Linked DNA regions of Homo sapiens: regions 1 and 2 are each linked to region 3. The links are chromatin contacts, found by Hi-C or POLR2A ChIA-PET in ENCODE. All regions are on one chromosome and are shown on one strand. The core of a region is the stretch at or near the end of the contact, and the rest is flanking DNA. Distances in the headings are between cores, read along the strand shown.

Region 1 (2,844 bases), core at 268-2,767, 83 kb after region 3:
ATTTTAGATATGCCTGGCTAGAAATGTCTCTTCCCCCTCCAAGGGAGATGTCAAGTAGACAGCTGAACCTACAAGTCAGGGTTCAAGAGAGACATCCTTGCTAGAAATGCACATCTGAGAGTTTCCAGAACAGGAATAGCATGTAAAGCTGGGCATCTAAATGTTCCCTAGAAAGCAGGTCAAAGTAAGGAAATCCAAGAACTGAGGCTCATTTAAAGGTCTTAAGGGTAAAAAGGAACAACATAGTCACTAAAAAAAAGCCCACCCTGAAGGAAACTTGGAGAATGGGTTGACCGAAAGTCAAGTAAAGAAAGTGTGGCCAGAAAGAGGGACAGATCTAGCATATAAAGTGCTAATAGATCAAGCCAGATGGACTGAGAATTAGGCCTTAAATAAGCAATATGGAAGGCCTTGGTGAATAAAACAGAAGTAACATTTGTGGATTAGTAGGCAAATATATGTATATGATTGTATATAAATACATTTGTATACATATATATGTATATGAGATACATAGAGAGAGCTCAAGAGAGAACAGGAGGAAAGGATTTGGAGAGAGTAAATGTAGACCATTATTTGAATACTTTAACTGTAAATAGGGGCAAAAACTGGGGTAATAACTGGAGGTTACGATATAAAATCAAGTCAGGGTTTTCTTTAATGGAAAAAGTAATATATAATTTTAATCAGACTTATCCCAAAGAAAGGGGAAATTGATGATGTAGAAAAAGAAAAAGGGACAACTGTTGGTTTCCTTCTTGAGTAGACAAAATAAGACATTAATATTGGATGGTAGAGCACCTGGCTGATTGAACCTGGTCCCAGGAAAATCAAAGTTGAATTATTTAGAGCGCTCACAGGAGATTAATGTAGGTCAATGATAAAAGATGATTCATATATACTTTTGATGTATGCACAGCTATTCATGAATATTTTTTGCTGAGTAAAACTATATATATGCCTTCATTTGCCTAAGAGGATACAAGTAAAATATGCAGATGTATGACTCAATAGCATAAGAGAAACTCTTGGGCTAGGAGGATTTGTTTACGGTTGAAGGAGGTCATCAAATTAGGAAACTTCTTTTATATTTTGAGCTGGAATCTCTTCTTCTTTATCTGTTATCTACTAAGCCCAGTTCTTCTCTATCTGTTACCTACTAAGCCTGGCACATCATAGTGGCACCCTCTGTGTCCTATGACAACTTTCCTGTGCTCTCAACTTTTGCCTACTTCAGGTAAACCATCTCAGTTTTTTCTAACATTATTTATTTTTATTTCTATCCTCTCCTCAATGTCAACCATTGTCCTCTGACTGTGTGTCTGCTTGCCAAAATCACTTTTGATGTGTAATTCTTGGAAGAGACCCCAGGATTCAGGTTTGATCTTACCAGCTTACTTTAACTGTTAACTCTCGTTGTCTTTTTCCTGGTCACCACATTTCTGTTAATGTTGCCTGGCATTTCATTAGTTCTCTTGGTAACGTTTTAGGCTGAAAGCTCATATTACTCATCTTGGAGTAACCGTAATATGTTGGGCCAACATTACCCTAAGGTAACTACATGCATGAGATCACCTAAGACTCTTGAACATCCTGTGGAGTATGTGTAGTTAGTATTACGTTACAAAGTAAAAAACAGACTCAGCAAGCTTATGGATGTGCCCAAACCCTACAGCTCACAGTCAACTGCAACCTGTTAACACAGCATGTCTGTCCTGAAACCTAGCTTTTGCATTGCCCCAGGATGCTTTGAAATCAAATGATTGCAATACAGATATGGATGAGGCAAGAAGAGATACAAAATGTTATGAAACATATGGGGACAAAGCTAATTCCACTTTCCACGATTGCAGTTATTTCAGTAACCCTCAAGGCCAGGAGCCCATCACCTCCCATTGGTGGATGGATGCACCATTTTCTGCAGGATAGTAAGAGCTGGGCTGAACCAGGAAGTAGCCTCCTTGGAGGGCAGTGCTGGATAGTTAGTCACTGCTCTCCCCGAAAGCCGAAAGACAACGCCCTGGTGCCAATGAGGCACCTTCCTGTCCAAGGGTGTGTGTGAGAACCGGAAATCAAGAGCTGCAAGTCACTGCTCATGGGACTAGTTTCGGCCTAAGAGACCTGGTGAAAGCCAGACTTTAAAATGTCACTTTCAGGATGCAGGTTTTTAAATTGGTAGGTGTACTTGATAATATTGTAAGCTGAGTATGTGGGAAAAAATACAGTGTGGTCCACAGAAATGATCACAAGATACCTAAATAGAAGCAATAGGGTCTGCATAGGATTTTAATAGAGCTATCATAATGGAGAAACCTTGTGATTTTGCCTAAAAACAAGCATGAAGCATTTAAAATTTTAAAGTAATAATTACTGTGCCCAACAGACACATGGTAACCATTGCATCCCCAGCCCATCTTCGATCCCCAACCCTTCACTAGCAGCTCTCCTCACTTCCCTCATCTTTTATTCCCCATGTACGTGTAGCTAGGAGTGGAGTGAGGTTTAGGGCAACATTATAAATATCATACCAGGCCAGGCATGGTGGCTCACGCCTGTTTTCCCAGCACTTTGGACTTTGGGAGGCCAAGGCGGGCAGATCATGAGATCAGGAGTTCGAAACCAGCCTGGCCAGCATGGTGAAACCCCATCTCCACTAAAAATACAAAAAAAAAAAAAAAAAAATTAGCCAGGCATCTTGGTATAGTCCCAGCTACTTGGGAGGCTGAGGCAGGAGAATCGCTTGAACCACGGAGGCAGAGGTTGCAGTGAGCCGAGATCCTGCCATTGCCCTCCAGCCCGGGTAACAGAGCAAGATTCTGTCTCAGAAAAATAAATAAATAAATA
Region 2 (2,802 bases), core at 172-2,671, 66 kb after region 3:
TTGGATTCTAATGCTATCAGCTCATTAAAATTTTGTCAGGTTTAAATGAGATATGTGATATTCTTTTAATTGGGGAGGGTATTCATATGCTAGTTTTAAAATTTATTTTTGTTTACTAATTAATTTGCTGATTTACTTATTTCTTCTTAATAAGGAACACTATGGATAGAGCATGGGTTTTGCTCTTCTAAATCCTGATTGATAGCATGCTTATTTTTATCAGTTAGGAGATGTATGGCCTTGAGCAAATAATTTATACATTTTGGGCCTCAGTTTCTTAAGTCATTTAGAAATGTTGGGCCTCCATTTCTGCCTAAGTAAATTGTGCTCCACATACTGGATTCCAAAGGTACTGAGTAAACAAGTTGAAATAGTGGATTTTAATGTAACCTGAAAACTCTGAAGTCCTAAAAAAAGTTTGTGTTTTAATAAGTGCATCATACAATTATTTTAAAAGAGCACAGATAGATTCCAGGGTGAACTACCGACCATGATAATGAGCACTCGTAGAAAATTGTAAATACAGGAATACACCTTTTCTTCAAAAAAGGAATTTAGAAAATGTTAGCTAATGCAGAGTCTATTAAGATTTTGCTGTTGTTGTAAGTTGGGATGGTGGAAATATTAGACACAAGATAGAAAGTATGTGGTCAAACTGTGTGTATTTTGGAGGCATATCTACATAGGAATGTTTGGGAAGGGTGAAAAGGAAAGTGAAAATTGATGGCAGAGATTAGAGGGCACTTAGAATCCTAATGAATAAGCCTACTTCTGGAGGTTCATTTCATTGTCAAAAAGCATAATATTATAATTAACGAAGTTTCTGCTGTGGTATCACAAAGAAATATCAAAGCTTCCTTTTACAATGGTGGAGGAATAAAAAGGAGTCAGTTTCTCTTCATTTTCCTGAAAGTGCTAAATGATTGTCATTTATCTTGGACATCAAGAATACTTGCTTGGAGTCCTGCTTCACAATTATTTGGCTATCTCAGCTTTTCCCAGGGATTTTGCTCTGGGAAGCTAAAGACCTAAAATTTGGTTCAGAGAGGCCATGGTGGAAAAAAAACCACAAGATGCTCTGATGCCCCTCTAGATAGAAGTTAAACTTCAAGAAAAAACTGCTCTGCTCAGTTCAGGAAAGCTTCATAGGGACCAAGGGAGTGTGGCATCCTTTAGATCTCATACTTTATAATTCATTCTAGGAAATAGGAGTCATTTTTCTCATGCATTATCCACAACCTCTTTCCTTCTTCTTTTTTGTTTACTGCTATCATTATTCATCGGATAAACACATCCATGTCTCTGAGGTCTAGACTCATGAACTCTGGAGGTCAAGCACCTGCTCTGTTCATCCTTTTGGATGAGAAACATTTACATGCAACGGGGCATTGCTTGGCTGGAGAAACAACTCTTCCGACTCAGCTAACCTGTATTTCTGGAAAAATCAGTGAGTCTACTAGATTCCGTAAAATGCCATTCCTGCTGACTCACTCCCTGCACTGGGCCAGTCTGTTCACCTCCGGTGAGTCTGAACATAGTTTTCTCATCTGTGACATTACAAAATGCAGATGGCTGCCTCTCAAAGTCCCCTGGCTTCTAAACTTCTCTGGATACAATGCCCATAAAGGAGGTTTCTACCATTACTTTTTTACTTCTCTACTTCTCTATTATTTTCCAAGACTTCTAGGACTTGAATAGATGCTTTGAACTCTACCTTGTGTGTTTCCTGAGCAATCTTCCTGTCCCTTTGCTGCAGCAACCATCTCCAAATGCCTTTCACCTAACCTGCTCTGAGCAGTTCCTCTCCATAGACTAATTAATCAGTCTTAACTTGTAACCTCAGGGTCCATTAAGAGAGTCTTTTATCACCCCCTCTTTTTATAAATATAGACACTGAGACCTAAAGATAGGTTGTCTTTTTCTTCAAAACACTTATATGAGGTAATTGAATCATTTATGTTTCTTTAATATGCATCTTTCTCCTGGAAAGATAAATATTACTGTCCGCGAGGACAGTGCCATACTTGTTTTTTTCCACTATCATCTCCACGTCCAGGCTTTACAAGGTTCTCCCCATAATAGATATTTTTTAAATCAATCATTGACTTGGGTACTTGAGTGAAGACTGTTAGGCCTGAGTTTTACAGTAAACGATGTCCTCAAATTTAGACTCTTGTTAATGTCTCCAAATGAAATTATATATGCACTAATACATAAAGTTACAGAATTGAGGGTGGGGGAAACTTTCTCATAGAAGTTTGTAGTTATGACCCATTTTCTGACAACTCCTGCTGTAGTGACCTAGCAAATTGTTTTATAAACCTCATCTTGAAATAATTATTATAGTATTATCTTCCTTGGTAAAATGAGTCATTATTAAATGAAAATATTTTTGAGCATCTGTCTATTTTTCATACATCAAAATTATCCAAAAATTAAGGAGGGTTGGATGTCTTTCAACCTCAGAGAGACTCTATTTATAAGTGAATAAATGAATGAAGTAACTGGATCTAACTCAGAGCTAAGCCTCATCCCTGGCTCTCCTGCCCCCTAATCCAGATCCTCGGTGTCTCGTGGGCATGCCACACACTCATTTCTGAGCCTGGGTGCCTGTTTCCATCTGCACGACTGCCTCCTCCACCCTTCTTAACTTGGCTAACTTCCCAGTCGTTCTGCAGGCCTCAACTGAGCAGTAACGTTTTCCAGAAACCCCTCCCTGATGCGTTTTTCCTTTATGCTGATTTACGTGTTTTTTACTTGTCTGTTTGCTCACCCCTTTATCCCTAAACCTAGTCCAATGTC
Region 3 (2,791 bases), core at 96-2,595:
TGATAAAATATATGAACAAGTAAAATACATAAAATATATGCTTTTATATGTAATTTGTTTATAAGTAAAAATGTAAATGTTTCTATATAGTTTTATAAATTTATGTAAAATTATATAAGTATACAAATATGTATGTGTGTATATATAGTATGTATATAATATATAGTACAAAATATAAAGATGGTGATAAATGCCAAGCTGATAAATAAATTAGGTAAGGAGAATCAGAAGTACTGGGGGAATAATTTTGAAGAGGTGGCTATGGAACCCTAATAGAGAAAGTAAAATTTGAATAAAGAGACATAGAACTAGTCATGCAGACATCTGAGAAAAGAACATTGCATAGTTATCAGGAACTCCACTCAGCAGAGTGGAAGGCGGGGAATAGAACAGGGAAAAGTCTGGAGAGAGGATGTATGTCTGGATCATCTCTGGCCTTGAGGCCGCTGCAAGGTTGTTGGCTTGCAGTCTGGGGTAAATGGAGAAGCTAGCACATGAGGAGTGAGATGGGACATATTTCATGAGAATTACTCAGATGGGTGTTTTGAGAATACACTGAAAGGGATGTGGGAGCAGACCAGAAGCAGAAAGACAGTGTGGAGCCTCTTGCAGTGTTAAGAGAAGAGGCTGGCATGGACCAGGAGTTGGGAGTGGAGGTGGGAGATTCAGATACATTTTGAAGGAGCCAATAGAATTTGCTTGTGAGCAAGATGTCAGGAGTGAGAGCAAGAGAGGAGTCATAGGAGACTGCAGAGTTTTGTGCCTCTAAGGCAGCTGGAAGTTGCTTAGGCTGGAATGGAGTTGCCAGTCTGAGTTTGGAAAGGCTACAGTAGGAGGACTATGCGTGTGGAGTGGGTAATGGTGTCAAAACCTCAAATTTGAGATGCCCATGGGATATCAAAATTAAGATTAAACGTAGACACTGGATGTGTGCCTTGGATGCTGGGGGGAGAGGTTGAGATAAAAATGCACAGTTTGAAGCCATTGGTGTACACATAGTACTTGAACCCTTAAGTGGTGACAAGAAGGTGGGGTCACCCTTCTTATCTTTCTGCATCCAAGGTGGTTGAGTAACAGCTGCAATGGCAGAAAGGAAATGAGTCCACTTGAAGAACAGGAATTTCTGAACATGACAGGAAGGAGAATGGCCTCAGAGGCAGCCTGCTTCCTGAAAAAGTTTTCTGGACTTCCAAGCAGAACCCAGAGATATTAATAAACAGAAAGGGAAAACAAAATTATGGTAATTTTACTAATGTGAGAAAAATAACATAAATTATTTACTAAATAATTTGGTAACCACAGACTTTCTAAGCAGTGACTCAGAAGGTTCTTGCTGGAAGGTGCACCTTGAAACACCGATACTGGAGTGAATGACAGGCACAGAGGTTCTGATGACTCATCCACTTGTTTCACTTACATGTCCTCTGGAAGCTCTGGGGCCATTCTAATGGCAGTCTTAGTTCTAAGGCAATTTCAAGAGAACAAAAATAAAATTATTTTTTCATTGAAAGCTATATAATGTGTTACAGGTTAACACAGAAATCACATAATATCAAATGTGTGCATAGACCAGGAAGCAAATGTAAATGTTATAAGTAAATGAAAATGCATGAATGTATAGACAAGAATGGTGGAGTTCGTGGCAAATTAGGATACAGTAATTATTCAGTTGACTGCTCTCATGTGGGACCAGAAGTCAAATTTTCTTCAAATTTTCAAGAGCCTAGAAATGTGGGTTTTTATGTGGAAATGCCCAATATTTAAATGTTGGCAACCAGTTTACTTTAGTCAACATCTGTGTACATGAAACAAAGTATGTTTTCTGTCTAATGGTAGCTGATTGGACACAAATTTTCAACCACTGATGGAGGACTTTATTTACCTGTTCTTTTCACAAGCATTTGCTGAGAAGCTGCTGTTATTGGTGGATACAAGTGAAACAAAACTACATATGGCATGATTGATTCCCACCTAGTAGGGAATGTGAACAGCTCTACATATGGTGTCATGCTTTGTGTTTGTAAAGGATAGTTCTGAGGCAAAATGGGAAGAAACAAATACCTCTGCAATGACAAGACTCTAAATACCCCATGAGGAGAGTGACATTTGTAGTAAATCCAGCTTGGGGATGAAAGAGTGTGCAAGATGTTAGAAGTCTGCTGAACTTGTATTTGGTTTATTATAAAGTATACAAATGACTAAACTGTCCTAATCTACTGTTGTTGTGAGAGTGGACTGCTTATCTGCCATTTTTCATTATGATCTATGATCCATGGTAGTCACTAACTACAACTTCTTATTAACAGTTTTACTGAAATATAATTTGCATAGGATACAATTAACTTATTTAAAGTGTATTATTCAACATATTTTAGAATATGTACAGGGCTACACAACAATTACCACAATACAGACAGTCCTCAACTTAGGATTGTTCCACTGATCATTTTTCAACTTTATGATGGGTTTGTCAGGGTATTAAATGTGCTTTTGACTTATGATGGATTTATTGCAATGTAACTCGATCATAAGTCGAGGAACATCTGTATAAATTATAAGACACTTTTCCCCTGTAAAATAAATCTCATATCCATTAACAATCATCTCCCACTTTCTCCTCCCACTCATCCTTAGGTAACCACTAATCTATTTTCTGTCTCTATTGATTTGCCAATTCTGGAATAATAGATGCCACAGAATTTGCCATTCTGTGGAATTCAATTCCACAGAAATGGAATAATATAATATTCGAGTCTTTTGTGACTGCTTTTACTTAGCATAATCTTTCCAA

What was found. Hi-C counts contacts between places; a loop is a spot of excess contacts on that map. ChIA-PET counts read pairs that join two places held with the same protein, here RNA polymerase II (POLR2A). Pooled maps may share reads with other maps.
Region 1: a map of PC-9 shows a loop between it and region 3 (10-fold over the local background). The contact joins two enhancer-like sites. A Hi-C loop is called at or near these places in 7 of 168 maps with a recorded cell type or tissue (Calu3, HCT116, PC-3 and 3 more) and 2 of 50 pooled maps. POLR2A ChIA-PET finds 5 or more read pairs at or near these places in 3 of 52 experiments (HCT116, activated naive CD4-positive, alpha-beta T cell and endothelial cell of umbilical vein).
Region 2: a map of HCT116 shows a loop between it and region 3 (2.5-fold over the local background). The contact joins two enhancer-like sites. A Hi-C loop is called at or near these places in 7 of 168 maps with a recorded cell type or tissue (Calu3, HCT116, PC-3 and 3 more) and 2 of 50 pooled maps. POLR2A ChIA-PET finds 5 or more read pairs at or near these places in 3 of 52 experiments (AG04450, HCT116 and activated naive CD4-positive, alpha-beta T cell).

Annotation. Positions count from the first base shown.
Region 1 is chr4:11,630,659-11,633,502 of GRCh38, forward strand. All of the region lies in intron 2 of LOC107986178 (a long non-coding RNA gene), which reads left to right. Among named protein-coding and RNA genes, the nearest start is that of LINC02360, 140 kb to the right of the region's middle. RefSeq lists an enhancer at 1,405-2,604. Within about 2 kb of position 1,518, at least 4 of the 41 ENCODE cell types and tissues checked have a DNase peak (open chromatin) inside an H3K27ac peak, as active enhancers do; they include HCT116, PC-3, PC-9 and 1 more, where a contact is called at or near this core.
Region 2 is chr4:11,613,155-11,615,956 of GRCh38, forward strand. The region is part of intron 2 of LOC107986178 (a long non-coding RNA gene); the gene reads left to right. Among named protein-coding and RNA genes, the nearest start is that of LINC02360, 150 kb to the right of the region's middle. Within about 2 kb of position 1,422, at least 5 of the 41 ENCODE cell types and tissues checked have a DNase peak (open chromatin) inside an H3K27ac peak, as active enhancers do; they include HCT116, PC-3, PC-9 and 1 more, where a contact is called at or near this core.
Region 3 is chr4:11,547,631-11,550,421 of GRCh38, forward strand. All of the region lies in intron 1 of LOC107986178 (a long non-coding RNA gene), which reads left to right. Among named protein-coding and RNA genes, the nearest start is that of HS3ST1, 120 kb to the left of the region's middle. Within about 2 kb of position 1,346, at least 5 of the 41 ENCODE cell types and tissues checked have a DNase peak (open chromatin) inside an H3K27ac peak, as active enhancers do; they include HCT116, PC-3, PC-9 and 1 more, where a contact is called at or near this core.